3 separate regions of the Mus musculus genome follow, and regions 2 and 3 are each linked to region 1. A link is a loop called in an ENCODE intact Hi-C map of the cell type or tissue named here. Cell type or tissue: heart. All regions are shown on one strand. Each heading gives the region's core, and the rest is flanking DNA. Links, peaks and the distances in the headings are about the cores only. Region 1 holds the start of Ppip5k2 (diphosphoinositol pentakisphosphate kinase 2). Region 2 holds the start of Macir (macrophage immunometabolism regulator). Region 3 overlaps Pam (peptidylglycine alpha-amidating monooxygenase).

Evidence for each region. Peaks named below come from ENCODE experiments on the same cell type or tissue, not always from the same donor. Only the 100,000 strongest peaks of a DNase experiment are listed, where the experiment ranks them.
Region 2: a loop joins it to region 1, with 3 times the contacts of the local background. A loop is called at or near these places in 11 of 42 quality-filtered maps.
Region 3: it touches region 1 in a loop (2.4-fold over the local background); 3 of 42 quality-filtered maps call a loop at or near these places.

The regions. Positions count from the first base shown.
Region 1 is chr1:97,765,106-97,775,621 of GRCm38, forward strand. It overlaps Ppip5k2 (diphosphoinositol pentakisphosphate kinase 2), which reads right to left and starts at 4,987. Exons shown (of 28, transcript NM_173760.5): 1 at 4,750-4,987. It overlaps Gin1 (gypsy retrotransposon integrase 1), which reads left to right and starts at 5,067. Exons shown (of 8, transcript NM_026250.3): 1 at 5,067-5,150; 2 at 10,342-10,487. The coding sequence starts at 10,349. In heart, for the core only: a CTCF peak has its summit at 5,320; DNase peaks (open chromatin) are centred at 4,996, 5,306 and 6,246; H3K4me3 peaks cover 3,243 bases; H3K27ac peaks cover 2,133 bases.
Region 2 is chr1:97,654,420-97,664,935 of GRCm38, forward strand. It overlaps Macir (macrophage immunometabolism regulator), which reads right to left and starts at 7,599. Exons shown (of 3, transcript NM_133825.3): 1 at 7,412-7,599; 2 at 181-270. In heart, for the core only: CTCF peaks have their summits at 6,407 and 6,608; DNase peaks (open chromatin) are centred at 5,132, 6,422, 7,332 and 7,612; H3K4me3 peaks cover 2,538 bases; H3K27ac peaks cover 1,742 bases.
Region 3 is chr1:97,971,768-97,982,283 of GRCm38, forward strand. Pam (peptidylglycine alpha-amidating monooxygenase) reads right to left here. Exons shown (of 26, transcript NM_001357127.1): 2 at 5,090-5,492; 3 at 4,018-4,138. The coding sequence starts at 5,190. Among named protein-coding and RNA genes, the nearest start is that of Gm31771, 66 kb to the left of the region's middle. In heart, for the core only: CTCF peaks have their summits at 4,450, 5,295, 5,505 and 6,666; a DNase peak (open chromatin) is centred at 5,424; H3K4me3 peaks cover 3,561 bases; H3K27ac peaks cover 3,871 bases.

The DNA.
Region 1 (10,516 bases), core at 2,609-7,608:
TACTGCAGTGAAAAGATGCCATGATCAAGGCAACTTTTATAAGGACACATTTAATAGGGGCTAGTTTACAGGTTCAAAGGTTCAGTCCATTATCATCAAGGCAGGAGCATGGCAGCATCCAGGCAGGCATGGTGCAGGGAGTTGAGAATTCTACATTTTCATCTGAAGGCTGCTAGCAGAATACTGACTTCCAAGCAGCTAGGATGAGGGTCTTAAAGCCCACACCCACAGTGACACACCAACAAAGCTACACCTTCTAATAGTGCCACTCCCTGGGCCGAGCATATACAAACCACCACATTCTACTCCCTGGTCCCCAGAGGCTTGTCCAAACATATGAGTCTATGGGGGCCATATGTAAACATAGCATAATAAAAAATACATTTAGTCCAACTTCTGAAGTCCCCATAGTCTACAGCAGTCTCAATAATGGTAAAAGTCAAAAGTTCAAAGTCTCTTCTGAGATTCATCCAATCACTTAATTGCAATCCTTAAGAGGCCATGGAGGGGTGGCCTCTTACTGGCTTGCTCAGCTTGCTTGCATGCTTTCTTTCTTTCTTTCTTTCTTTCTTACTTAATTTTTTTGGTTTTTTGAGACAGGGTTTCTCTGTGTAGCCCTGGCTGTCCTGGAACTCACTCTGTAGATCAGGCTGGCCTCAAACTCAGAAATCCCCCTGCCTCTGCCTCTCAAGTGCCAAGTGCTGGGATTAAAGGCCTTCACCACCATCGCTCGGCTCAGCTTGCTTTCTTATAGAACCCAAGTCTATCGCCCAGGGATGACACCACCCACAATGGGCTGGGCCCTCCCATCCTTGATCACTACTTGAGAAAATGCCTTACAGCTGGATCTCATGGAGGGAGTTCCTCAAGGGAGGCTCCTTTCTCTGTGATAACTCCAGCTGTGTCAAGTTGACACACAAACCCAGCCAGTACACTCCTATAATGAAGAAGGATAAAAGCTGAAGAAGCAGAATCTCCATCCTACCGATGCTTGGCTTATGTCAAATAATAACTACTCCTCCACAATATTTACCAGCTTCCAAGATTTCTTCATTCATTTGACCTTGGTCATCTACCGTCCTCTTATTATAGAACAGCATGGATTTTATATAACTCTCCAAACCATAAAGCTTAAGAGAAGTTATGTTTTTATATGTTAAATACTTAGTTTTTACATGCAGGGCTTCCTAACATGTCGCTCAACAATGAATGCAGTTTAGGCACACAAACAAATTGTCTGAGCCATTCAGATAGCTTTAACGTCCTACTCAGATAATGAGCAACACTATCTTTAGTTTTCCCTTTGATACATTTTCGATAGATGTCTTAATGTAAAAACAAAAAAACAAAAAGGAAGCAATAACTACTTTGCAAATGAATGGTCTCTCAACCATCTTTGGATTATTTATAAATACTTGAAGTACATAGATAAATGCCTATCATTTCAATAGTACTGAACAGGTGAGGTTCAAGTCTTCCAATAATCTAAACTATGTTAATCAATCAGTTATCAAATAGTTAATAAAAAAAACGTGCAAAGCCAGGTCTGTTTAAATCTAAGGTCACAAATACAAGGAACAACAATGACAACACAAACATAAAAACAACCACCACCAGTAAAACAGAACTTCATTGTTCTTTATCACAGTGTAAATGTTCAATAAATTCTAAGAAAATATGGAGTATATTTTCCCTCTCATGTGGTATATGGTTTCTCACAAAATGAAATTTAAGGTGAATCTGAGGAGATCTAGAACATTCTCAATGATTATTTCACTTGAAATCCTACAACTTCCACTGCCTATAGCCATAGCATCACACAATACTCAACAATTTGATCAATGTTCAGTCACGAGCTCCAAAGTGATATTAAATGCCTAGTCTGAAGTATTCATGGATTATTCAAATATCAGAATTGAACCTTTCTTTAGTTTTAAGATTGCTTTTGTAGCAATGGTCCTCAAATAAACTGGTTGCATCATAATAATAAACATATTACTGGCCTATCACAAAAAGCTTTGATCAGAAATTCTTAAGTAGAGAATTTATATTTTAATGAACTGACAGGCAGCTAGGTTTGAGACTTAACACTAGTTAAAAATCGAAATGTGTTTTAGTTTACTAGTTTCCTCACATGGCAAACAGCAACTAGGAAACCTTAACATCTCTCAGAACCACTTGGTGGACTGGAGCTATTAAACTGTAAGGTCTAGGGTTGAGTGCAATATTTTGCCTTCCTAAAATTCCAAGGTGATGCTGACATTGCTTGGAATCTCACCGTAAGAACTGCTCCACTCTTGAAAATTTAACTTTAACTCTTGCTCCCCACCCCAAAATTCCTTAGCAGCTCTAGGCAGCAGACAGAATGAGGTTATACATCACATACAGTTTTGAAGATTAAATGAGAACGCAGGCGGCCAGAACAGCTAGCATGCAGTAAGGACTCTGTAAACATTAGCTGTTTCTATAACTGGTTAACTATGGTTATAAATAAGATTTTTCTGACTTTAACTGGCAAAAAACAAACATAAGCAACTCAGTTTAGAATGAACCTTCTAGCGAAGGCTGCCTGTGCAGATCCTCTTCTGATGGTCTTTGTGGAGACCTTTTTCAAGGCTCCAGTTTTACTTGGCTGCTCCACACCGGACGACCTACTGCCCTGGACAAACAGTCCTCTCTCTCATATGTTTACTCATTCTGGCTTGAGCTGCCTCTTCCTTAAATTAACACCCCGAATAAGCCATCAGTCCTGTATAGTATCTAGAGTTCCCTTACAAAAGTCCCCCAAGCTATCTTTCCATAGGTTCCACTAAAGTCCAGAAGTCCAGCCCCGGAATTAGTAAATTTCCACTAAAAATAAAAAAATTAAAAAGGAAACTGGAGCTCCATCAACTGCTGTTCAACCGGAATACAAACACATAACTGGTTTTCCTGAGATCCCAAAGCATTTTCTAGTGGAAACTTTATTATAAATGATAGCTAAATTCCAAGGCACTAGGAAGAAGTTACATAAAAAGTGTTAAATATTGGTTTCTTCCTGCTAGGAAAGGCAAGCTAGAATAGGTTTTTCGATTATATAAACCAAGACAGTTCCAAGTTCCATACAACTTTGGCAAATGACTGATTCCTCTCCCTCTTCAAAAGGTATACCTCTTTCTGCTGAGTCAGCATTTCTGCCTGGAATTTACCTTTCTGCTGAGTTAGCTTTTTGGTTTGGATTTTATTGCCATTTTAGAGGTAGTTCCTATTCCTGAAATAAACTGGAAGACTTCAAAGAATGCTTCCCAGACTCTTCTCATGCATCTACCAAACCCCAAACACATTTCTTAACCTTTTTGTCTCCTTGTGCTCCATACGTACCTTTCCCAATGATCTGTTTCACACCTGACAATGATGTGAGTGCTCAGGGTTTTGTTTCTAATTATCAAACATTTCAAATTATCAGAAAAACTAAATGAACTACTCTTATGCCTAGTATTAGATTCAATAGTCTATCAATTGTTAAATTTAATACCTTTATAATTACCTAAAAACTGAGATAGCAAGCATTGTACAATTATGAGCCTTCTAGTCATCAGTTTTTCCACTTGCCTTTTCAAAAAATAGCCTATGCTGCAGAAAATACATTCGACAGTCTGAAATATGTAATTCTACAGCACATACAGAATTTGCAGAAAGATCACGACTGTCATTTGTCACACACATATACACAAGCACACTATGGATGCATAACCTCTGATAGTTAGTGAAGAAACTGGAATAACAAGAGCAATGGCAGGACAATAGAATACAGATGCTGGATTCAGATCTAGTTTCTAGTAAACACTCAAAGGTTTTCCTGTGGCAAAATGTAACCAGGGTAAGTTCCACTACCTCACTAACTTTCCATTTTCCGGCTTAAAAATATAATAACCTAACAACCTTCACGAGCCTCTTGAAAGGATGAATGACAATATATGTGCAAACCATGTGGTACTGTTACACACTAATATCAGCTATCGTTATATTATTGCTCAAAAACCACGGGTTTCAGTTAGAAAAAAAAAACTGTAATAGTGAAACAAAATCCTGCCCCGGTATAGGCTAATGCTTAAGTCAGCCATGCTTCCTACTTCTGTGTCTTCCAGGACGCAAAAAGCAAAACGACCATTACCACAAACCTCAAGAATGGTAACTCTCAGGAAGTTGTCCAGAACCTCCAGGATGAGATCCAAAGGTCACTATCTACATGGGAGGACGCAACGCTGTGTAATCGATAAGGCGCGGGTGCGGCATTGACCTGCAACCTCGTCTCTTACCTTGCAACGCCGCTGTGCACACACACACAGTGCTTTTGTTCTTTGGAAGTGGGTGTGGAAAGCAAAGACAAGCAGAGCAAAGGATAGGGAATGAAACAGACACCTCTCCCCACAGAAGAAGCCAAACAACGGCGCACCCCTCGGTGAACGGAGATCCAAATACAAGTCGAACGTGGGTAGCTCCCTAACTAGCGGGACTGCAATTTCGGGCTTTTCAAACTCTAGAAATGAAAAGAGGAAGCGACTCGGGAAGCGGAGGAGAAATCAAGCCTGAAAGGGACCCTGGGGATGTTCTGTCACTCGTCCACAAGCACGCTGCCCTCCGCGACTGTCCGTGGCTCTTGCAAGACCACGTGTCCCGCATCCGCACCGTGGAGCAGAGACAAAGCAAACACCTGGAGGCGGCGGCGAGCCTCGGGCTGCCGGAGATGTCGCCTCTCCCGGTCCTCACCTGCCGTGGCTGCGGGCAGCAAGCGATCTGCGGGAGATGCTTGAGCCCATCCAGGTTTCGGTTCCTCCCCCTTTAATTGCGGGGGCGAGGGAAGGACGCTTGTGCCGAGGCGGCTCTCGGAGGCGTGGACCTGAAGCTTCCCTCGCCGGCCACCGCGGAACCGCTGGCACTGGCACACCTCAGGAGCCTCCGACACGCCTCTTCCCTGCCCGCCCTCCACAGGGCTCCCACGGAAACTGCACCGGCCGGAACAGTTTCCGGCGGACCAACGACCCGCCTGAGCCTTCCTGTTCCACAAGCGCCACCAGAACTCCGACCCCCGGCAGTTCCGCTTCCGGTAGCACCAGATAAATCGCGAGAGGAGAGTTAAAAACCTGCCGTTTGCACTTAGGACCACTTCGGTGAGTGGTCGTTCTAGTGTGTTCTGTCATACCTATTTTTCTTTATTTTTTTCTTCATTTTTTTTAAAAACGGAGACGTAGCCTTCCAGTAACTTTAAAACGGTCCCCTTCGACTGCTCTAAGGACGGGTTTGACTAGCGGAGGTTTCGCGCAGGCGCCGTTTGGGGCGGGAGGGCCTTGAACTTGCACAGCGCCGCGGATGGTGGCTGCAAAGAGGCGAGGACTGTTGGGCTCAGGGAGGTGGCGACTCGGTATAATTGAGCTGTCAACGGTCCTTTTCCTGCTTAGGCAAGGATTAGCGGGACCTAGCCCTCAGGGGTCCGTTAACGAGGTGTCAAAAAGCTTGCGGAGCTCTCCCTTGCCGGCGGCGGCGAATGCTGGACTGCCTTCAAAACTCGAGTGCAGCGGCGCTTGTCCGAAGCTGGAGGAGTTTCGTCCTGCATAGTAGTCACCATTCAGTGTGAAAACGTACACCTGTGTAAAGGAACGAGCTCAAGGGGGGTGGGGTGGGGACCTTAAAGCTCTAAAGGGAAAATACACTTTTTAAAAAAATCTCAATTTTCAAAATGGACCTGAATTTGTCCTGTGCGGCTTTATCTGTATGCATATGGAAATAAAGGGAAAAGAGGCAGGGTATGGTCTGAAGTATTGCCGCCTCAGGCTTATCCCTGCCTCCTCCCAGTTAATATATAATTGTACGGGTTCAGTTTTCAGAGATTAAAGCAGAATAATTCAAAAGTCGGAACCCTAATCCCACAATCCTGTGTTTATTAAAACATTACAACTTTTGTGTTTTGAAGTTAGAATACAAACTTACTGTGTAACCTTTCATTGGCTTTAATAGTAGCTTCATGCTAAAAATAAAAAGAATAGTTAATTGTTTTCATTGGTTACGCAAGACAAAATTATAGATGTTAAGCAATAAGTATTGGTAAAAATATTTGTTGTTCTTAACGTTGTACGAGGAACATGCTGTAAAGACCTAATCAAATATCCTGATGAAATTGCAACACTTTGGTGCTCAGCTTTTAACGGAATGCATATGCCCAGCTGCCTCACCCGAGCTGACCGGCCTCCCTATCATGGGACACAGGGCTGTCCAACTGTGACTCAGAATAAACCATTCTCCTTGGTGCCTTTCCTGCTCATTTTATAGTAACAGTGACACGGTAGCTAATGTGGGCAGCTCTCACAATTGAGAGGCTTCTGTACAGCAAAGGAAACATTTGAGTGAAAAGATACCCTGCATAGTAGGGAAAAACCATTCCCACTAGTAGAAGACTGCTGCCTGGAATGTGCAGAGAAATCAAAATACTAAGGAAAAAATACAGAATCCAGTTTTATAAGTGGGTAAAGGACTGAGTGAAAAATTCTCAAAAGAGAAATACATGTCATCGAAACTATGTTTTAAAACTGTTAAACATCTTTATCCACTAGGTAAATGCAGATTAAGACAAATTTGAAATTTCATCTTAGGCCATTAAGGTCACCATCCTTAAGAGGTCAAATAACAAAATGACAAAAGCATGCAGAGGTGGGAGGAAGGGAGCTCTTATTCAGTTCTGGTGGGGTATGAACGGGTGCGGCACTACATGGGAGTAAGCTCGGGGCCTCTCACAAACTAAAACTAGAACTTCCACGTGACCCAACTCTCCGGCTTCTGGGCATATCCCAGGGTATGTGAATATTTTCACAGAGACATTTACATACCTTTGCTTACTGCTCTTGTATTCACATTAGCAAGGAAATGAGATCACTCCAGATGTCCATCACAGAATGTCTGTAGAATACATGTGCTATGGACTGGTACTCAGCCTTAGAGGGAAATGACATTAATAAACATTTCAAAAGCAAACCAAAAGGAATGACACTGGAAAATACTGTCCTAAGTAAGTTAGCTCAGGCTGAAAAAGATACCTATGTTCTCCCGTGTTCTGACGTATTCTTCTTAGATCTAATCTTAAGACATAAATGTGTTAATTTAGGGGTGGTTATGTGTAGGGGCCAGGAATGGAGAAGAGAGTCCATGATGGGGCGGGGGGACCAGTTCTGAGGGAGGTAACGGAGACCAATTGAACACATATGATATGAACATGCAATAGAGAATACAGAGAGGGCGAAAATGTGAAAGGAAAAGGGAGAGAGGAGTGAGTGAACGGTGGGGCCAACAGGAAATAAGTATGAATTCCATACAGAATCCTACTGCTTTTTACGCTATTGTAATATCATAATAACATAATAACGATATAATATTTTAGATTGTAATAAAGAACTTATCCAATAGGGAGTTCTTCAGTGACAGGGTCTTAAGTGGGACGACCAGAGGATGAGAAGACAAAGAAGAAAGTAAAACCAGGATCAGGGATCTTGCCAAAGCTGATGGCTTATGTCAAGCAAGTTTATTAAGAAGTACAGCATTGTAAAAAGAAGTTTGAGGGAGAAGTGGGACCATGTCAGTGGAAGGCACTGTCACATAGTGAGACAAAGACAGCAGAAATGTTGCTAATCAAGTCATGGTGTGCAAAGGGAACACTGAGTATCTCTAGAGCACCAGGACTGAGTGTGCAGTGACCTTGGCACTCCTATCTATAGCAACATTCAGTGGCAAAGGTTAGGTTCTCCAGACCTAAAGCTACAGCTACCCCCAAGGCCCTGGTCCCAAGCAGACTCCAGGTTTTAGAGAAGGGACTGTTCCTTGCCACAGGGCCTCAGGGAAAAGCTCCCAAGTCATGTCCCTAGGCTATTACTGGCTCTGCCAGGCAACACTAGATGGTAATTTATCTAACCCAGATACACTCGGTTCCTAGAAACCACCATTCTATTTTCTGTTGATATGAATTTGACAACTTTTGCCTTTTAAAGAAATTACTTAGCATAATATCCTCAAGTTATATCCATGTTCTTTTTTTTTTTTTTTTTTGGTTTTTCGAGACAGGGTTTCTCTGTATAGCTCTGGCTGTCCTGGAACTCACTTTGTAGACCAGGCTGGCCTCGAACTAAGAAATCCGACTGCCTCTGCCTCCCAAGTGCTGGGATTAAAGGTGTGCACCACCACGCCCAGCTTATATCCATGTTATTACATGTGTTAGAATTAGCTCTTTTTAAAAGGCCGAATAATATTTCATTATGTATATAAGCCATATTTTTTATATTTATTTGTCATTAGGCACTTGGGTCCCATCCTGTTTTTAACTACTATGAGTGAAGCAGCTTGAGCTAACCTTTCAAAATAGCCTCTAACCCCACTATAAAGTAAACTTCACGAGGGTCAGGAGGATATGCGTTTTGTTGGTTATCATTGTATCTCCCCCCTTTTTTTTTTTTTTTTTTTTTTTGGTTTTTCGAGGCAGGGTTTCTCTGTGTAGCCCTGGCTGTCCTGGAACTCACTCTGTAGACCAGGCTGGCCTTGAACTCAGAATCCGCCTGCCTCTGGTATCTCCAATTTTGTTTCTGGCATGTGCCAGATAATCGTGTATGTGTGTGTTGGGGGTAGTCTCTCTGTCTTTCTGTCTGTGTATAGGTATACTATGCATGTGTGCAGTTGGGATTTAAAGCCAGGGCTTTATACATCCTAGTCAAGTACTGACTGACCCCCTAGGCTACATGCCTTGTCATGGTTCATCCTTTTAGAGATGCTTGAGAAACCATGATAGCTACATTTGTCATTTGCTTGAGGTATAGCCATCTACTATAAATGGCTGATAGCTCCATTTGAAACTAGAGCATTCAAAGTATGGTAGTGCGTGCCTCTATTTCTAGGACTTAGGGCTAAGGAAGAAGATTGACAAGTCTCAGGGCAAGCCTGAGCTTCATCAAAACCCTGTAAACTAAAACTCATTGTTTAATGATGATACCTTATAGCTAAATTGACCTGTGTAGGTTCTGATAGGACTATCTTAGCATTACAGAGGCTTATGTGGTGGTGTCTTATTTGATGGAGACAGTTGCACAGTTGAGGCTTCCTCTTCCCTGGTGCGTCAAGTTGACAGCCTAGATTAGTCATCACAATCCTTAGGTATTTTAATGAGCAGTAAAGACCCACATTGTTTTTAGAATTTTGAAATTGGTATGAGGGTTCCAGCAGGAAGCAGGGACTACTTTCTTGGATTGAGCAGTGATGCTCCTATTTTCACCTGGCATGGAGTGAGAAAGAGCACGTGAGCATGTGAGCCAGGAGTTAGCACAGAGGAAAATACTCTGACCTGTTCTGCATTCCGATTCTCCTTGCCATTGCCTGATGCTACAAATATGGCTTGGCAGCATCAGTCTCCTAGAGCAGCCAGCCAGCAAAGAAGGACCAGAAATCAGTGTGGATGGTTAAGTTGATAATATACAAAATTGATAGTGTACAAAGGATAAACAGGCTGAGAAAGAAATTAGGGGAACAACACCCTTTACAATAGTCACAAATAATATAAAATACCTTGGTGTGACTCTAAGGAAGTGAAAGATCTGTATGATAAGAACTTCAGGTCTCTGAAGAAAGAAATCGAAGAATATCTCAGAAGATGGAAAGATCTCCCATGCTCATGGATTGGCAGGATTAATATAGTAAAAACTGGCTATCTTGCCAAAAGCAATCTACAAATTCAATGCAATCCCCATCGAAATTCCAACTCAATTCTTCACTGAGTTAGAAAGGGCAATTTGCAAATTCATCTGGAATAACAAAAACCTAGGATAGCAAAAACTATTCTCAACAATAAAAGAACCTCTGGTGGAATCACCATCCATGACCTCAAGCTGTACTACAGAGCAATTGTGATAAAAACTGCATGGTACTGGTACAGTGACAGACAGGTAGATCAGTGGAATAGAATTGACCCAGAAATGACATTTCTTTTGATGCCAAGAGATTCCAAGCTAACTTTTGAAGTATACTCACTCACTTCCTTCCCTTTCCTAGTTTTACAGGGTTGTTTTCTGTTTGTTAGTTTGTTTTAGCGTTTCTTATATCACATGAAGGAGACAAGATCATTTGTCGTGCTAGATCTTAAAAGTAGCGTTCAGATGCTTTAGTTTGTAGACATCACTCTTGTCCCTGTTCTGCTCCGCAGTTATCTCCCTCACAGATGATATTCTGGGAATGCTCAATCCATGCATAAGCAGAAATGTGACAGAGGCCTGAACGGAAATAGCAACACAATTAGCTTGTCATTTAAGAGTAACATCTTTAAATAATCTTCCCTAGGTTCGTGATGGTCCGTAGTGGGAAAAATGGTGACCTTCATCTTAAACAGATTGCATACTATAAGCGCACAGGGGAATATCACCCCACTACACTGCCGAGTGAGAGAAGCGGCATAAGACGAGCAGCTAAGAAATTTGTCTTCAAAGGTGAGACCAGTGTCTGAGTCTCAACTTAT
Region 2 (10,516 bases), core at 3,661-8,660, 110 kb before region 1:
AAATAAATTTAAAATGCTGCTATCAAATCTCAATTGCAGTCATTAGAATCTCATGATTGTGACGCACACAACTGTAATAATACATCATTTTTTACCTGTTCATGTATGAGTCTTTAACACGCACTATGATGTGATGTCCATATAATGATTAACTAAAAGAAACAACAAAATACAACTTACCAGACTAAATCCCAGATGATGTCACTGTGCAAGTTCCAAAGTGTCCCAAGGGAGCACAGGCATAATAAGTTTTCTGTTCTAGTCCAGATACTAAACATGAAACACAAAAATAAGCCTGTAATTTAACGAGTAGCAGTTTATAAAGCAATTATAACAATTCTAACTGCAAAACAGAATGAAAGCCGCAGGAGGTACTAATGCCGGGCAGAGGTTATATGGGACACAGTAACTAATTAATTCAATTAAAAGGGTGGCTTTGAGTTAGTCTGGCTAAATGAGTCTTCAAAACATCTTACTGCGCTTGTTCCCATGCTATGTAGATGCTACCTAGAAACTGAGACTATTTAACTTAGTCTAAATAAAAACACAAGAAATAGTGAAGGCTTAACAGATGCTTTTATCATTGTACTCTTATGGATGTGTTTAGAAGATTGTATGGGGGTGGGGGAGGAGAAATGCTGAGACAAGCACAAAAAGAACTGGCCTTGGCTATGGCCATGCTAAGAACTTTCCTTTCTAACCTTACATAAACAACAATCTCTAAAATGAGGGCATTCACGCCACTGTCCCTTCCCTAACACAAGTTATTCAGATCCAGGGAACTCAGGTAGATGAATGGGTTTTGCATGGTGCAGTCAAGTCCTGTACAGATGTGTGATCTTATTATTATGAAATTAATTTTGGTGTCTACTCGTATGAACTCCAAAATAGCAGCAATAAAAATCATTAAGTAGATTGCTTGTGGCAAAGGACTGTAAAGCTCTTGAAAGATTTGTGTTTTGTGTGTGTGCGTGTGTGTGTGTGTGTGTGTGTATTTGAGAGAGAGAATGAGTGTGTGTTGCCTAAGTATGAGTGTGAGAGTGTGTGTGTGTATGTGTGTGTGTGTATACATGTTCATTCAAGCATACATACATGTGGAAACCAGAGGTCAACAACAGGCCATGTCTTCTTCTTCCTTTATCTTGGTACTAAAGAATGAAGACAGTACCTTGAACATCCTAGTGAGACCTCTGCCGCTGCCTCTGAGCCATACCCTTAATTCTCAACTTTAGGGACCCCAACTCAACTGACTGATCGTCAAATTTAGCCCAGCTACTGGCCAAGGAGTCGCTGGGATCCTCCTATCTCTGTCAGGAAGCTCTGGGGTTTTAAAAGTGTACTGCCCTGTCTAGCTTTCAGGTAGACACTAGGAACAAACTCCGGTCATAGTCATTCCTGCAGGAGAGGCGTTACATCCACTGAAGCATCATCCCAACTCAGAAAACACTTAAAATTACAGAAAAGCCAAACTACTCATGTCTCTAGCATCCCCTCCACGTCATCTCCTCTTACCATGGGAATTAAAGAATCTATCTTTATCTCCTGCATCCCCAGGTAACTGGATTAATTTGTTAAGACACACACACACACCACTCTCCCCAAAGACATTGGCTGCTAAATTCTCAATGTTGTACTCAACCTAAGGGGGGAGGTGGGGGCTGTGCTCATAAGAGTGGAGAGCATTCATTTTATCTGCACAGGAGTGTGGAGCCTGGAAACATATAAGTATCCTTTAAACATGTTCTAAGACTAAAGACCAACAGCAAAAGAAAAAGCCACGAGTTGCTGGCTGGTTACTCTCCTCCCAGCACAGAGGACTTTCAGCCAAAGATAAGTGACTGAATCCAAGCTATTTTGCTTGGTAACTAGAAGCACTCAGTACACTGGCCCATCATGAACCCTGGTGCTATCACCCACGGGCACTTCTCCCAATGCTGACAACAGACATGTTTTATTTAATTTATTTTTACAGCCAACTATGTTTAAATTTAGCAAACAAGCAATCCACATAATTAAGGCTTGGGCCTCCCTCACCAATGAGGCTTGTGGTCTTGAGAGAAACTGAAGCACAGTGAAACAAAATCTGTTCCCTAGGGATGCAAGTATTCACTTCATATAATTACCCCCGCCCCCAAGAATTTTATAGAACATTGTTAGGAAATTCACATTTGTAGTAGGGAATTGAAGGAAAAAGAAACAATTTTTCAGCATCTTTTACATGCCAAAGGACATAATTTAAGTGATATCTTTACTCCTTGAAGAAAATATTATTAACCTCACTTTGAAGTATTCAGTTAAACTACCACCACTTGAGAACAGTGAAGGAACCTGCACACCTGCCAGCCAGGCTCCACGGCCCACTCTCCTAGCCTCAAACTTGTATAGAAGTGCAACCTTTGGCAGGATAATAACGCTAGCAAAAACATGCATCCACTAATTTCTATGAGTGGAATCCTACTCTAGTGTTTCAGGGGGTTATTTCATATAAAAGGTTTTATTGCCTTGTTTGTGAAATGACTGGAGGGGCAGTTTTTATTACTAGTTGCAAGGTGATTGCAAACTTTTAAAATGTTAACAAAGCACAAGTATGGAGAAGACCTGTGTTCAAACTCCAGAACACACACACACATATACACACACACACCATAATACACAGGCACACCACAGACACATATACACACACATGAATACCACATAACACACTCATACACATGCATAAACACACCACATACACCCACACACCCCAGACAAACAGATAAATATTTTAAAGTGTAAATAACACAAGTGCTATAGAAAAGCCCATAGGGCATTTTCTTATTTACTGTCTGATGGTTCTGAAATCTACCTTAAAAAGCAGGCTGAACAATCCATGAACAGGAAGGCCATAAGCAGCATCCCTCCATGGCCTCCGCATCATTTCCTGCCTCCAGGTTCCAGCCCTGCTTGAGTTCCTGTCCTGACCTCTTTCAATGATTGACTAAGATGTGGAAGTGTAAGCCAAATCAACCCTTTCCTCCCCACCTTGCTCTGGTCACGGTGTTTCATCACAGCAACAGTAACCTTAAGACAAACAGAATGGCAGGAAATATCTCCAACAATATTTGCAGGCTACTGGCTGTTTTCCAACTGGATGCCAGGTTTTCAGTCATAAAGTGAGACAAATTTAATCCACACTCTTAGAAACTTAGACTGCAAACCAAAAACAAACAATAGAAAAATGTGAATGCCTTACTTCTGAATAAAAACAACCCTGAAAGTCTTAAATTTCATTTCTTTCTCATAATTTGTACCAGGGATTTGGTGGCATCTTCTTTCCATGCTTTTAGATGCACTATTTTTTTTTTCCATCAATAGAAAGACACAGACCTGGTTAAATCCTCAGTCTAAATTTAAAAGCAGAGGAGCCTTACAGCAATTACCACACAGCACGGAGTTGATGAAGGAGTCAACACTCCATGGTTTCATAATGAGCAAAAGTGTAGTGACTGATTTATCCCTGGTTTACACTGTGGAGTCAAAAATAGAGCAGATCCCACAGCCAAGTGCAGGGGCATCCTCCTGGTCCTCCTTCTCACTCCTGACATTGCTGCTTGTGTGTAACTGAGCACCATCCAGCCACAGGCACCAGGAAGACCCAGGTCATCACATAGTGAAAAAGGAGACAGAAGGAAGACAGCAGACAGGAGACAGCAGAGCCAAGAAACAGTGTAGCTGTACACCTCCTAAAACACTGCCCGGACAGCAATCTACTGCAAAGTTATAGGAAAGCTTTCCCTACCATCTCCTAAAATAAAAATTAAAAGCTGTAATAAAGTCATCCCAAAACACAACTTTCAAATAAAGCTATCTAACTTTAAAATCTGGAACTCCCTAACAATATTGTTTTATCCTAGCATTTGAAGACTTAAGACAGTGAATGGGAAAGACCGATGTCCAATTCTTTGGACAGAAAGAAAAAAAATTACGTAGGAAAACATACTAAGGTGAATGGAACTAAAGCTTTAAGATACAATGTTTCCAAAACAGAGAGCTGAAACAAACAGCTCCATGGCATTACTCTGTAAATAATGTGGACAGGAAACTTAAACACTGCCAAGGGCAGCTAACTGTGTCTGGACAGGCAAGCCACAGGTAAGGAAGGGAAGACATCTAACAGAGACTGCAAGGAGACTCTACAAGTAGAAAAGTTTAAAGCATAAACTGGTAAGTGATATATAGCATTACAGTTAATAAACTCCTTCTAAAATAGTATCTCATTCATGTATTCCCTGGCATAATTATCTGTGGAGCCTCTTGAATGCTCAAGTATCTTTGGATGACAAACATGTTGTTACCTTATCCCAATGTATAAAACAGCAAAGAGATGTGAGGTTTGGAACAGAAAATAAATCTTCCTACTTCTGTACTTTGGGAGGCACATCCACCAAGCCATTGGCTCCATGGTGTATCCAGCTATTCAACACTCTCTCTCAGTGTGGAAAAGCAGGGGGGCAGGTTTAAAGGCCTACCACCATGTCAGATGAAATCCTCCAACGTGGAACAGCAAACTGGAACACCATATGACACCAGTTTTCTGTTTTCCCACAAAACAAAGAACGCCTCACATGGAAATTTTCAGTTCTAAACAAACTCTTTCCTCTTAAATACCTAAATCTGTGTATTTCAGGCATCACCCCAGATCCACTAATTTAAAAATAGAAAAATACCAAATTTTATCACTATATAAGTGGCTATATAAGCATATATAGGGGGCAGGGGCCACAGGCAAGGGAAATTCCATTTCAACTGGTGAAAATGTTTTGTAATCAAAATATTTTCTGCTCTCAAAGGCTATTCTAAAATAAATAAATGAGGGACTAACGCATTCCTCAAGTAGAAAAACACTGAACAGAACTAAAACGGTTCAGCGGCCAGACAGATTAGAACACCGAATGGAAAACAAAATGCTTTGCTGAACCCATGCGCTCTCACCATGGTGACCACTTGCAACCTTCTTACCTTTCTGCGGCTTGTAAAAAAACCAAATCACTAAGGGCTTGGAAAAGCAGTTATCACGTGTAGTGTGACTTTTTAAAAACCTCCTTTGACCTTACCAACAAACCGCCAACCTTCCCAGCATGGTAAGGCAACCCATAATTGGTTCAGAAAGACACAAGTGTGTGTGTTCCTCTTTCTAGTATCAGTTCCCTTAATAGCAGGACCCTTAAAGAGCCCAGCATTCACTTGGTTTCCATCTCTGCTAATTAAAATCAAGCCCACGTTACTATATCACATTCAGCTTCACTCCAAACATGTCTGACAACAGCTGAAACCACAAAGTCTACTCGCAGTCTTTATAAGAAACCTGCCTCTTCTGGAAACCTAACCACGAAGACACGGGTATCTTTGGTGGTGATTCACCTTCCGGAAGGAAAGCTAAAAACTGAGTATCCACTGGGAAAATAACTGAGGCCTCAAATCAGGAAACAAAAACTTAAACGGTGTTTAGAAACTAATGTCCTCATCACACCCATTACTTTTTAAGACAAAGTGTTAAGTTTCTCTTCGAAACTATGGTAATACATAGATGGAAGCTAATCGGCTGTTAGTACTGTCAGTGATCCCTCACACCTGGGAGACTTGGTGCTAACAGTTCTATCTACAACTAAACATCAAAACACATTTTATGCACCAAGTCTTACCAAAGTTGAGTAGTCTCGGTGCTCATGAACGCTAACATGTCATCCTGTCCGTTTTGTTTTTAATCCAAGGTCTCATAATAAAAACACCCAAATCATTAAAATAACCCACGCATACACTGTAGCCCAAAGCTTCTGGGAGAATAACCACATATGGAACTAATTGGGAAAATAAATTTTGTGAAAGAGTCGTTTCCAATCCTTAGTGTCTAGCTTGTTGCACTACAGTAAAAGACCCCGGCACCTGAAATTATATAGTGGCATTTCGAGGAAAAACAACATAAAGTAAAGTTTAGAAACCTCGGAGATCTTGTGCGACTTCTGCTCTTTCAGCTAGGAGCCTCTAATAGGGTACAGTGTTGCTGTGTCCATAATTACTCCTCTTGGAAGGATGAAAAAGTTCAGCGCCAGTGTCTCCCAGTGTTTCCAGCCCCACTTACACACACACACACACACACACACACACACACAGAGAGAGAGAGAGAGAGAGAGAGAGAGAGAGAGAGAGAGAGAGAGAGAGAGAGAGAACACAAAACAAAAACAAAACCCTGGTTCTGAAGAAATCCTCAGCCCACTCTAAGCAAAGCGGCGTGGGCAGAGAGCCCGGGAGTCTCTAGCGAGCCAGACACTTGCCAGGGGGAAAGCACGCGGCTGTCCTTCCCTTCGCGAACTGGGTTCCTTCCTGGCCGAGATTTGCAGATTCCACCACTAGAGCGACTTTGGCAGCTTCACAATGGGCCGCTTCTCAAGGTCTGAGCGCCGGCCGCTGCCAGGCGCCCTTTCCTAGGCTTCCCACCCGCCCCAAAGTCCACCAGCGACAGGTGGGGCGAGGGTGGCGGTGCCCGAGACATCTGCCGCCTTAGTTTCTGGCCAGCGCCCGGCCGCGATTCCCCAGTCCACAGGCGCTCCTCCGCCACCGCCGGTCCGTCTGTCCGTCACCAGCCGCCGCACCGGCCTCGGCCTCGCCCGCGGGGTGCAGCGCGCACTGGTGGCCGAGATAAGGTCGCCAGGGGCTGTCTCCCGCCGCTATCTGTAGCCCGCAGCCGCGGCTTGTACACCGTTGGGGCCAGAGGCGCGGCAAGCCGGGCGAGCGTTACTTCTCAATGGGCCTCCGCCGGGCCTGCCGCCTGGCGCTGCGGGTAGGGCGAGCCGCCTAGCTGGCGCGCGCCGACGCGCTCAGACTTCCGCACCTTGGCACCGCGGGAGCGTCGCTCCGGGTCGCAGAGTCCCCGCACCGCATGTCGGCGGCGAGCGCACGCCCGCCCGCCCGCCGGTCCGTCCGCTCGCTCGCTCGCTCGCCGCGCGCGCACGGGGCGCACGCCCCCGCACACTCACCCGCGCCGCACACTCCCGCGTCGCCGGCCCCACCCCTGTGCCAGGAAGCTGCGGGCTCTCGCACCCCGCTCGGGCCCCACCCCAGGCTCCAGTCCCCCCACCACCACGCCAGCCATTCGCACCAAGGCTCAGGGACCAGCGCCGCTCGCAGCCCCGGTGTCACCGAGCCATCAGCCATCGCGGAGGCCGGCGCGGCCCGGGGCTTCCCTGCGCTGCGCACACACCGCGCGCCCGGCCGGGACACGAGGCGAGGAGGAAGGGGCGGCGCCGTGCCTGGGGCTGGCACAGTGGCTCGCTGACTGGGGCACCCACACTCACGCGCGTACCCCACCCATCCCCGCCACCACCTCTGCAGCACAAAAGGTTGCAGGAGGAGTGGCGCTCCCCGTCCAACGTACCGGTCGTCCAGGGTTCCGCCGGTTCCTCTATGGCCGGCAGCCGCAGACCCCGAAGCCAAGGGCGGGCGAGGCGCGGGGCTGCGGCGCCGAGGTGTGGGCAGAGGCCGCCAGCGGAGCCAGCCGGGTACCCGCTGCTCTCCCACCGCGCTCGGCGCCAGCTACGGCCCGCCGTAGTCCCGCCTCCTCCCCCGCCTCCGCCCGCCTTCCCGCCTCCTCCCGCGGGCTGCGGAGGCGAGGCCGGGAAGCGCAGAGCCCGCCTCCTGCGCCAGGCTCGCACGCTCGGCTGGGCGGGCGGCTGGGCCGGCGGCGTGAGAGCGCAGAACCGGAGGCTGTTGCGGGGACGGGAGGCGGCGGCGTGATGCCACACTGCTCCCGGACCAAAGTCCGCCGCACCCTCCGGGGAGCCGCAGCTCACAGGCCTGACAATGCGGGCCGCTCCCACAGAGCGGTGTGCTAAACTCTGTGGGGATGGCTGTGATTTTTGAGTTTCTGCTGATCAGAAGTTGAGAAGAGCAGAAGCCCATGAAGTTAAAATTATACTATAATAATAAATAATAATAATAATAAATGTCAACAACTAAATATGGGGGCGGGGTGAAGACTAAATTCTGAGTCACTTGTTTCTCTTCTCTTTTCCTTTCTAGCTTCCTTCCTGTTCTGTCTTTACAAGGTCTCACTCTGTACCCAAGGCCGGACTTAAGCTCCGGAGAACCGTTCTGCCTTAGTCTCCAGAGCGCTGGGATTACAGGGATGAGGTGCCATCCCAACAAGATTTTCTTTTCTCAGTCCATATGCCACTCCCCTGCCGAAGTGGTCAATGCAGCATTACAAATATTTGCTGATATTTATTTAGCTCTAGGTGCCAACCCTTTTGACGCACATTCCCAAGTTTGCAGCTCTCAACTGTGCTAGTCCACATTTTTAAGACAGAAAACATGAGTTACATCCTTGAAGTCACAGACCTTTCATATAGCTGAGCTGTTTGTGTATTTATAAATTTAAATTCAGGTTCCTGCATTGTGTGGCCTTTTAAACGGTGCTTTATCTGAACATAAAGTCATACATTTCATCTAGACTAATACAAACTTAAAGCAAATAGTTCATGTTCCAGAGTCTATATATGTCCCCCAAATTACCAAGGTTAATAAATACACTCTGGCTCCAAGATGTGGCTTCTGGTTTCTCTGCAACTGAAGGACACTTACTCAATTGCTTCTCATATGCTCTGATGTAAGTATCAGAAAAAGGAAGGAAGAGGCCAGATTCATGAATGTTCTCAGTTACTCTTCCCCAACATGATATTCATGTAACTTATCAAATATAGATAGACCCTAGTACACTGTACAGGTATTGAATGCTCAAGTGATTAAATTTTGTTTTATATTTATTTGTTCAGTTGTTTTGTGCCCCCCCCTCCCCGCCCCACCACCATGGGTACCTTAGTAGAAGATGCTCCAAGTATTTTCAGATTTGAACATTTATCACAGCAGTGTATTCTGATGTTCGTTCTTATAAAACTACCTCGGAAACATTACAAATTATTTCAAGAAGCTTAGTTTCATTTTGTCTGAACTCATAATTTTTTTAAGAGAACACCTTGTAACTTGGCCTTTGTTCTGAAATTTTAGCAATGTTCTTTGGCCAGAAGCAATAAAGTTCCGACTAGTCTCTCCGTTCATTAGGCTGAAAGCTAGCCTTGTCTCCAGCTGTCTCCCACTCTAGGTTCCCACCTCTGAGACTCTTCATCCAATCAAAAGTTAGGTTAGTTCTCCAGTGTCACAATGAATACCTAAACTAATTCACTAGGCCAGCATGGTTTTATATGTGGTTCATGATGGTTATGTCTAGAGACTATCATATTTAGAATATGTGGGGCCGCTCAGGATGGTAGCTGTGTGCCTATGAAAGAAGAAAGCAAGATGGAAACACTTTGCGAGCTTTCTGGATGTTCCATTAAGAAAAAGTTAATCCAGGAAGGAAGGAAGGAAGGAAGGGAGGGAGGGAGGGAGGGAGGGAGGGAGGGAGGGAGGGAGGGAGGGAGGAGAGAGAGAGAGAGAGAGAGAGAGAGAGAGAGAGAGAGAGAGAGGAAAGAAGAAAGAAGAAAGAAAGAAAGAAAGAAAGAAAGAAAGAAAGAAAGAAAGAAAGAAAGAAAGAAAGAAAAGAGAGAGAGAAAGAAAAGGAAAAAAGGGGGAGAGAGAGCAAGAGAGAGGACAGACAAACATGCTTGAAAAAGAGTGGCCCCAAATGTTAACTTGAACTTCTAATCCACAAGGCCTTTCAGAACCTAGAGCTCAGGTGCTCTATCTCAAATGTCACCTCTGTGGTTATATCTTGGCCTTGAAATATCCTTCCTCCCCCCCCACCCCCCCAAAAAAATAAAATCACTTCTCAAATGTCACTTGTCTGGGAAGAATTATTCATTGATGGATTACCACTTAGCAAACAGCCAGATTGAAAGAACAGGATAAGTGAACTTAAAAAAAAAAAAAAGATCACACCTGAAACTACAATGGTAGGTATGCAAGAAATAACACATCGACTTTTTTAAAAAAACAGAAAACCAAAAACCTTGTTTCCAGCAGGGTGCCATAAAAAAGTACAGGCCATGGCTATGTCTACCAACACCTTAACTGAATGCAGCAGAGATCTCAGATGCCAAGTAGAGGTCTCCCACAGTGAAGGGGCTGAGATACCACTCCACAGTCCCTACCTGGAAAATGAAGGTGGAGGCTCCTGGGATCAGGGGGCAAAACCAGTCTTGTGGAAGCAGGCTCCACGGCAGCAGAAGATAACTGCAGAGGAGGCATCTGTGGCAAGGAGAAAGGGAAGTGTACCACAGAATCTGCTCTCCTCCTGCCCCGATGCTCACAGGCATCCCTTATCAATCACTCATTTCCCTGGTCCTTTCCAGAACTGCCACTTACAGCCATGTATCACAGTGTGCATGTCCATAAATGGGATGGCCCTGCCTTAAATATATGATCCCTTCCTTTCAGGTCCTTTCCACTCTTCATTTCTTTGTTTAGTTTGTTGTTGTTGTTGTTGTTGTTGTTGTTGTTGTTGTTGTTGTTGTTGTTGTTTGAGACAGGGTCTCTTTATTTAGTC
Region 3 (10,516 bases), core at 1,939-6,938, 210 kb after region 1:
CAATCCGCTTACCCCGTGTAATGTTCCTTTGTTTTCAGGACTGACCATTGCTGCTCTATCCCAGGGAAGATATTTTTCAGGCTCTCCACTCTCCTTAGTTTGTCCTCTAGTTTTGTTTGTTTGCCTGTTTGTTTTTTTGTTTCTTGGTTTTGCTATTCGTTATTGAGGACTGAATACAGTACCAGGCAGACACAAAGCAATTACTGGACATGTAATTCCTGGGAATCTACTTGAAGAGTTTTGTTTTGATTATATGAGGTACATTAAAGGCTGAGACAAACAAATGAAACCGTATACTGGAGGTTGGTGAGGTGGCACAGCGGGTGAAAGGTGCTTGCCTTACAACCTTGACGATGAGTTTTACTGCCAGATTCTACAGTGGAAAGAAACATCAATTCCTGAAAGTTGACCTTTGACTTCCACACACATTCACCCCTCCTCTGCTCTCCCTCTCCTCTCCTCTCCTCTCCTCTCCTCTCCTCTCCTCTCCTCTCCTCTCCTCTCCTCTCCTCTCCTTTCCTCACCTCACCTTCTGTCTCTTCCTCTCCTCCTTCTCTCCTCTCCTCTCTTTTCTTATTTTCCTCCTCCCTCTCATCTTTTCCCTCTCTCATACACATACTATTATAAATAAAATAAAAATTAAAAATGATATTGTAATAGAGTCCCTGTTACTTTTCCTAAACAAACTGGTTCAGGTTTAATGGAGTAATTTTTAACAGGCATTCATATTGGGAAGAACCTCAATGCAGAGGCCTGACGCAACAGGGTGTGTTTTAGCAAAATAATAATCTAGGATTATACTCCATCTGTGCAATCAGTTGGATGTCCTACTATGTGAATTATGCCTAATGTCTCCTCCTCCTCTATTATAATCTGCTTACCTTCCTATCCTAGCCTACAGTCTTATTTCTCAAGCAAGAGAGTTCTGTCAGTCTTATCTCTGCCCCACACATTATTTCCAAAACAGAAGCAGTACTTCCTAACGTCTAGACTGAATGATGTATTTCTTGGACCTCTCTGGGCTATTGACACCACCGTCTTGCTTCTCCATTGTGACTTTGCATGAATTCTGTTTCACTTGTTGAGCCACAGCCAATAGGAAATCTCAACGTACTTACCAGCTTCACATTTCCCTTTCTTCTTGCCCTTCCTTGATGTAAAAAGTGTGCTCTTACCTTTGAGATAGCATTGAAAATGTAAATGAGGAAAATACCTAATTAAAAAAAAAGTGTGCTCTTCTTCATATTCCAGGTATTCTATATTTCCCCCATTTATTCCTATTCTCCATCATTTCATTTCCCTTTTAAGGCTTGTACCTGTCTCACTCAGCCCCCACTCTCCCTCTCCCTTTACTTTCTTCATCCTAACATTCTTCATTCTATCTTCCTCTTCCATCTCCTTTCTGCTGACCCTTGTCTGTGTGAGCTCTAGGTTTAGCCACATTGTGAGGCAAAAGTGGTTGCTTTCTTCCACACACACACACACACACACACACACACACACACACAAACATACCTACAGTCTCACACCTCTTCGACCACCTTATCAAGAGTGCCACGGTGAGGAGGAGAGAGGTTTTCTATCTGGCCGTCATGGGCAGCCTGTCATGTTTCATGAATGCTTACAAGGTGCATCATCTGTAGGTCAGCGGGGAAGCAGGTCAAGGGTGCTGAGGGAATGTACTGAAACATTCTAACCAGGTCAAAACTGTTTCAGAGCACCTGAATCCCCCCATCCAATCGCAAGTCGCAGTTGCAAGCAAGACCAACCTCAACCCAGCGTGAATGAACTAGGCTAACATAAGCAATGGTGCCAACAAGACTGAGATCACCGGGAACATCCACTGGGTCAGCCTCTCTACAATGTGTTCTGTTATACTATTCTAGGTACACCATTCCCATAAGGCTAGTTACACCAGGGCTCCATGCTTGCCACTTATACAAGAGAAAGATACATTCTTAGCAAAAGTCCTAATAGTTGATTGGACTACTCTAATACACATATCTTTTTTGCAACCAATCACCATGGTAGGGAAGCCAGATCCAGCCATCTGCTAGTCCTGGTTGGTTTATGCCCCCTCTTGAGTTGACTCCTGGGAACCACATGGTCTTATAGAGAAAGAGCAAAGAGGAGAATGATTCAGCTGCAAGGCAACCAACAAATGGCCACCACACGAGCCAAAGTCCTGGGCCTGCAGTGCAAGACAAACAGCCAGCAGTTTAAGCCCTGCATGCTTTCTTTCCACGTAAGATTCTAAAATTGAATAAAGATTTAATTTATGAAAACGAAGCTCTCCCACACTTTTTTTTTTAAATTAACTCTTCTGGTTACTCTTTCTGAGAGTAGTGGTTGAGACAGAATTGTCTACTATTGTTACTCAATAATAAGAATAAAGGAATATTTTCAAATAGCTCTAATTGACTATTTGATTAAAACGATGATGTTCTTGTGGGAAACGTGATATAAGACAAGTTGTCTTTTAGACTGTTTTAGACAGAAGCTGGGCATTCTTACTCATTCCTGTCTCTCATGCAACGAGGAGATCGAGACAGGAAGAGTACCAGGAGGTTTGGGGTAGCTCACAGTATATAGAGGGAAACAATCAAAGAAAGAAAGAAAAAAAGAAAGAAAGAAAGAGAGAGAAAGAAAGAAAGAAAGAGAAAGAGAGAGAGAGAAAGAAAAAGAAAGAGAGAAAGAAAGAAAGAGAGAGAAAGAGAAAAAGAAAGAGAAAGGAGGAAAGAGAGGAAGGAAGACAGATGACCAATTAGTGATTATTTTGTATAAAAAGAAGCAGCAGCTAAGTTTAAATAAATACAGTTTAAAACCACATTTTAAAACTGAGAACAAACAAACAGCTAATTTCTTGGGTTGGGGACTATGGCCTTCGTGCTCCGGTTTTAGTGTCGTTGTTAAATACTAAACAAGGTGATTACAAAACTCAGGGCCAGGACAGAAATAAAATGTACAGAAGAGGTATCTGTCTGGTGATGTGGTCATGCAGAGACAGTGTGGGCCATGTCCTTCACAGCTCTACAGTAGTTACAGATAATCATACTCAGGTCTTCAAATACTGTCAGGTATTACCCTGACGTAAGAGGCCTATGTATTTCCTAGAGCTTCTGGTTGTCCATTTCAAAAGTCGTTTTTCCTCAACAAATAGAATACTTTTATTTTCCCAGTGGTACAGGGGAAAAAGAGGAAATCAAATCGTGCATTATCTGTAAGACTGAGTCATCTGTCAGCTCTCCCACATCCAGGCCTCCCACCGTCCACAGCCCTTCAAAAAGCACAGGGCTATCTTTTAATGACATACATAAATCCCCGCACTGCCAGGCTGCAGAGCGTAATTAATTCTGGCCTTTCATGCTTAATGAAACACCTTGTACACACACGGCAGTGGCACTGTTAGCTTCTTGTGTGTGCTAAGACATGGGGTGCCTAGCAACCTTGTTCGACTTCACATGCTCTGCGACACGTCTGTGTGAGCACTGCTGTTATCTCTTCAAAAGAGAGCTCTAGAAAATTCGTTCTGCCACCTGTGCGAATAGTTCCCTTAACTTTCCAGACCGTGGAATGTTTTATTTTTCAAGTTCTTGGTATTAAGCAAGATTTTCTACCTTAACGGTGGCGGCTTTGGAAGCATCTTTTAAAGACACAGTAATCTGGTGGATGCAGCTGCTCAGCGTTATTCCCTTCATTAGAACACTTTGCCTTATCGTAACGCACATTTAGGCGCTGTATTACAGAGGACATTTCTCCATAGAGAGTCTCAAAACATAGATTTTTTTAAAGTTTCTGTTTGAGTCACAAATAACAAAGTGGGTAATCTTTTCATAAGCCTAATTTAACTGAATATTTTCCCTTGAAGTCTTACCCATTTGACAGGACTCCAGCCTCACCTGGAAAGTCTGAAAGCAAAGAAGTTACCACAGCTATACACGCAAATGCCTTGCTTTACCTTTAATTCTAGACATTGCGCAGAACAGGTGAAAAATAAAAGGACAGAATTCCACGCACCTCTTTAGGTGTGACCCCAGGCATGCGAATATCCAGTGTAAAATCCGAAGAATCAATAGGAGTGATGGGTCTGGTGGTACCAAGGCATTCATTGGAAAATGATCTGGTAGTTTCTTTAAACCTTAAGGAGATAATTTGAACATCCTTGAACATAATAGGGAGGACAGAAATAAAGCCTATGTCCTTAAGTTTAAGGATTAATAATATAGATCTAATAAAAACTATAAGATGTAATGGCTCTGTAACAATCCTAACTCCCAGAATCATGTTATTGTCTATGAACAACTTATAACCAATTTGTAAGCAAAATAAAGCCAAAAGAACTAAGCAGGGTATAAAGTTCGACCCAATAAAAGCTTATACTTCCATATTTATTTCTACTTAATGAAGACGTTATCATCCTCACATCCGTGCTAGTTTTCTAGTGGCAAGACTGTGAACTGTAACCCCGTGGCATTTTGTCAACTATGAGCGTCCAACATTACTAATCGGAAATAAACAACAGAAAACCCTAAGCACAGCCTTGCTAGGTACAGTTAATTATATGAGGGCGAAATAAAGACTGCGATGTGAATTACAAACGTACAAGTACATAAATATTTCATATGGTAATTACGAGGTGCGTGTATACAGCTCGATATTTCCTAGTGAGCTATTACAGCCAATGATCTTCTCCCCACCACCGATCTATCTTGATATTTTATTCCTCCAGCTGTTACATATAGGAAGGCATTCAAGTCTAAACAACTATATTGCAGTTTCTGAAATATTTCTCCAAGAGGGAGCGATTAGTTCTGGAAATCACAACTTCTAATTGGAGTTCCGAAAGCCAGGGTAGCAGCTTGGCTATAGGACGATTGAGTGGGCTTTAAATGCAAGGGGCACTTCAGGAGAAGTTACTGAGCTAAAATTGGAAGACGTTTTGGGTAGAAAAAAATCAGCCTTGTAGAGTTTTTTTTTTTCTTCCAAGAACCAGGTTACTTCAAGTGACTACATTTCTAAGGAGCATGCACAGAACCCACCCCAACGTCCTTCCTCCAGTCTAAAGAAAACAAACAAGCCAAACACGCACCTCTTAAAGACAGAAAGTGGGCTTCTGAAGGCCAGGCAGCTGCTCTGCAAGGCGAGCAGCCCCAGCAGCAGCAGCAGGCGGCTGCGGGCGCGTCCGGCCATGTCCGCGCAGGACCGGGGCAGCGGGCAGTGGCCGGGCCAGCGGGAGGGCAAGGCTGGCGGCCGCAGCTACTTCATGGCCCCAGGCGAGGGCGATGCGCGGCCAGCCAGGTCCGCTCCGTCCGCTCCGGACGCGTGGGAAGCGGCGCTGGAGTCCGCTCCGCCCGCCCGCGGGAGCCGCCCGCCCTCCAGAGCGTCCGGGAGCCGGTGCAGCCACAGGGCTGGATGAGCAGGGTCCTTATCGCTCACAACGCCAGGGGCTGTGAGGGCTATCGCGCAGACCCGCGTCAGTCATCATTCGGAACCTGCAAAAATAGAAGCCGATAATGGATGACTAACACATTACAGCATTTGTCCTCAGCAAATCCCAGCTGAGGTTCCTTAATACACGAGGAGTTTCACAAGCTTGCGCCCAAGCCTGGGGAAAATGCTGGTCTGTTGATCTCTCTCCACCCCAGCGACAAGCCCCAGTGACTTCACAGACCCTGAGCAAAGCCCCTGTCCTGCCTTAGCTTGCTCTTCCTCCCCTCCACCCACTCAGGGTTTGTTTTTGTTTTTTGTTTTTTTGTTTTTTTGTTTTTTTGTTTTTTTTTTTTTTTATTTTACTGTTCCGATTTTTACCTGGTTCTTCACCCTGCCTTCCTTTTCTATCTAGTCCACTTCTCCGGGTTTCTTTATCACTCTCTCATCTCATCAAAAAGAAAGCCATGCTCCAGATCTCCGTTCAATGTAAACAAAGTTATTCACTCAAATCATTGACTAAGGCACAAGGAATAAACCAGAGAGGCGAAGACAAAGCACTTAGAGACCACGATAATCGGGCAGAAAATATGAGAACAAAGGCATCCCATGTACAAGCACAGCGGGGCTACAGAGGAGAAGGGGTAGAGAGAGATACCTTCTGCCTGCACAGACATCTCTACATAAGCAATTGCCCAAGTTCTCAGCATTACTTTAAAACAAATTAAAACCCTACAGTTAACAAACGCGCCTTGCAAAGGCCCATTAAAAATCTGGCATCTAATATACAAATCAATAATTTCTTCCTGTTGTGGTATGTATCCCCAAAGATATCCTATCCTACATAAAGTTTAGAAACTAGTAAGAGAATTAGAAAAAGGTGGGAGAGGAGTGGGAAGGGTCTCAGCCATCCTCCAAATGAAGTATATCTAGAAAGACTATGGTCAAGAACTTCATATTAATATGAATAAGAGAGATGAGGGCTCAGGGAAGGATACCTCAAAACTATGGCAGATTTGTTAAGTTGAATAGTTTTATGAAAAGGAAATTAACAACCTTTAAAAGAAGGTGCTAAATCAGGGTCCTCTTATGTTTCTTCCTCCTCTCTACACAAGCATTGTGTTTCTCCAATACGAATATTCAGCTGCAGAAGGGAACACAGCTGTCTTCCACGCTCAGCCTGAAACCCTACTATCTCAGTATGGAAAACAGAAATGCACCCCTACTGGACAGGTTCCCATGACCAGAACATAGCCCAGGCACACACAAATACCAAAGGGGTGATTTTTCTGGGAGGTGATTTTCTGGAGCCTTAATTAAAGCCAATAAAAATGTGCAGTCTATATTTTGCAAACACCACCTCCCTTACAGAAAAAAAGTGGCGTGTTTATGAATATTTCTGGCTAGTGGGAGAGTCACAATCCTATCTTTGTCCACTATACTGTGCTTTCCCCTCTTCCCCAAGTGTTTAAGTTTGTATGATTTTTCCCTGGGCTAATCTTTGTCAATATACTCAATGTGAACTCCTTCAGGCTTAGGGGAAACTTCCCTCTGTTGTCTGCAGAAGCCACACAGAATATGTGACATTCCACATACAGCTCAACTAAGCTAAATCCTAGGACTTCAATAGGCTAAACTCTAAATAATCAAACATAGACTTGTCTGTTGAGCTGAACATTTTTCAGATTAGGAATTAAATCTGAAAATGATAGTTGGCATTAATTTAAAATATTTCAGGTACATTGTGAAAATAACTTCTATAAAATAGAGTTCTAAATGCTTAATCCATATTTATAAATATGGCCCAAAGAATATCAAATCAGTTGATTTGATGAATAACAGTAAATAACAAAAGTCAGGAGCTGGGGACAGTTACTTTATGGTACAGTTTATGCTTAGCAAGGAAGGGGCTCTAAGGTCAATTGCTAGTACAAAAAATGAATGATAGTTCAATAATTTAAACATTTTCCTCAATAATATGTTAGCTTCCAAATTTCCCTCTATAACTCATGGTATAGTGAAGCTTATGCCGTGTGTGTGTGTGTGTGTGTGTGTAAAAACCAAGAACATAAATAAACATGAATTGTAAACTGAATGATATTCATCATGGCCAGCACTATCTAAGTTAAATACCACACACCAAATATATAAACAAAAATTTAATGTTCAACTACTTCAGGGATGCTTGAGGCTCGCCAGCACCCAAGGACCACAGGTGATCTGCATAAGCAATGGTGTTTTTAGAAGACTGTTAATGTTTGTTTGAACTTTTGCCTTTGGCTCCCTGTTTGAAATCAGCAACAAAAACCTTGAGATGTCCTTATTCTGGGTAAAGGAAAAGGCCTCCTGGGGATGGGGACATTAATGTTGAAGGCTACACCAGTGTCTTAGTGCCCAAACAAGTACAGTCCTGTCCAGTGACAATGGAGAACATTCCCTGAAATTCTCTTTTGAAAAGTGTATATATTAGGAAAGGAATTCTGTTCCATTCAGAACAGGGTTCAAGGACAGTCCTTGCTTGAGCTGCAAGGAGGCTTGGCCTTAAACAAAATACTCGAAAACAAACTTATTGTTAAAATTCTGTAACTGGAGCACACCCTTTAGTACTAACCTTGGAAATAAAATTCCACTGAACTCTTTGATTGCTTTTATTACCTTTGATGTCCCTAAAGCATCCACTTAAAGAGAAGAGAAGAGAAGCTGTGGGCAGAAGCCCAGGTGGTATTTGTAACCATAAATACAATACCTTTTACTATAGAACTGAAAGCGAACTATGGTTCTTAAATCTTTCAAAGATGCGATACACATTATAATACTATAATAAATATGTTTAACCACTACCACTTCATTTTTATTTTATTATCCTTATTAATGTAGGATATAGAGGATTCCAGTTTTTTTCTCTCAAGATGTTTAAAATTCACATTATATGTTACCATGACAATGCTTTTATTCATTCAAAACTACTTAATTTTGTATAATGCACAAAACACTATGATCTGTGTTTGGGTTTGTTCATATGACTAACACTAAAAGGAGAAGGTAAGTTACTTCGGAGGTAAGAACTTCACACAACTGATGGAAGCACTAGTCTCAGAAAAGACCATAAAAGCACCTCAGACATCTGAGAAAGGGAAGTGTCTTCAAGATGGTATGAACAAGAAGAAATGTTAGATGGCAACTTCAACAGAAGGCACAGCCTGAGCGTGCCTGGTATAGCAGACAGCAGAAGCCAAGGAGCCCAGGTGGGAAAGAGGACATGATGTGTTTGAGATGCAGTAATAAAGACTGTTTCCTAGAGACAGCCAGCCCGGGCACCCTATTTTATCTGCAATATAAAGCACATATACTGTTTATACATCCATAATTTCACCAGGCAAGGACGGTTTCCAGTTTATGGGTTTTAATTCTGGAAGACGATCATTAGGGAGTAAGTTGGGGCTGCAGCAGAGGACCATAAAACTACCTGGGGTCACTTTCACTGCTTTTATTTAACAAAGATAAAAGGAAACCCTGAAATCTGCAATTGGTTAAAGACTCAGAGAAGCACTTTGACCATTTGTTCATGGATTAGTATACTCCATGAGAGATGGGGAAGACTGTGGCAACTGAGTAGCTGAAGGAAAACTGTCCGGTGGGTGTCTAGCTCTATCTGCTGGAGTGAGTACACGGCCTTCCTATGCGTTAATTTCTTCACTGACAGAAATGATCACACCACCTACTTCATAAGAGCTATTCCAGGAATAAGTGAATTAATCTCCTAAGGACAGGGCTAAGTGTGTACTAAATGCTCGCAATTATTGCTGCTCCAAATACATATTCAGTGCCTTCATGTTGAGGACAGTGATAATCAGACAGATAAATTCCCGGTTTTACAGAAAGTGCTTTCTTGTGTCGGGAAAGAAAAAAAAATGAAAACAAAAATAGCTAGCAAATTATGAATTTCATTTACTTTTCAGGAGATTGTCTGAGGCTAGAAGGACACGACTAAACAGACTAAACGATGCATATACATTCATACAGCATATGGATTTCTGGGAATTTCTTCTTGAACAAAATCTAAACCATGAACACAAACATGTCAACAATGGTATTTAATAGCACTGGTCACAATAACAAACAACTAGATGCTTTTATTAGTAGCACTGGAAGCTACCTGAATGTATATCAAAAGCAGACTGGTAATATTTTTTAAAAAATAAAACTTTAAAAGCATATGAAGGTATTCCTTTTAAAGAGACATGTTTCTTTTTAAAGCTAAGAGCATTTTATAATACACTATTTTCACTTTGCATAACCAAAAAATTAAGAATCTCAGAGAAGTGTTGCAATTATAGTACAAAAATCTATTTTCTAAAAATATTAAAGATGAAGTTATTGACCTTCTGACTATACATGCCTAGATATTTTAGGGGGATTTCCATTTTAAAATGGGTACATCTGGGCTTATGAGATGCCATATCATCTAAAGGACCTGCTGCTAAGCCTGGAGACCTAAGACTTAAAAGTCTCAAGACCCATATGGAGTAATCCAGCTCTCTACATGCATATGCGCACGCACGCGCATGTGCGCGTGCACACACACACACACACACACACACACACATACATACATATATACATATACAAATAAATAATCCAACTTAAAAAACTAAAAAGTACTTCCTACTATGCGGCTAGCAACCAGTGCTAGATATGGGAAGGTAAAATGTCCCCACTCTGTGATCTTTTAATGGCCGCTTGAGTATCCTTACCAAATGGCAGCGGGCTTCTCCCAGTGTAGTCCTTTATGATTGCAGCACCGGAAATTTATCTACAGTATGCCATTCTATTGGTCACACAGTTGAGCTCCACCCCTGGAAGTTTTCATTATACCAATTTTTGTCTAGCTAGGACCATGTGCATGCTGACTGTTTTAAAGTCATCTATTCACCAGTTAATATTTTCCCTTTTAATTAACGTTTTTGGTGAGGAGGTTATTTTTGCTTCGTAGGTAACTTTTTCATCAGACTTTCAACTTTTTTTTTTTTTATCACAATGGGCTTAAGGTTCTCTGTTTTGTTCAATAGGTTTTAACGTTACTTCCGAT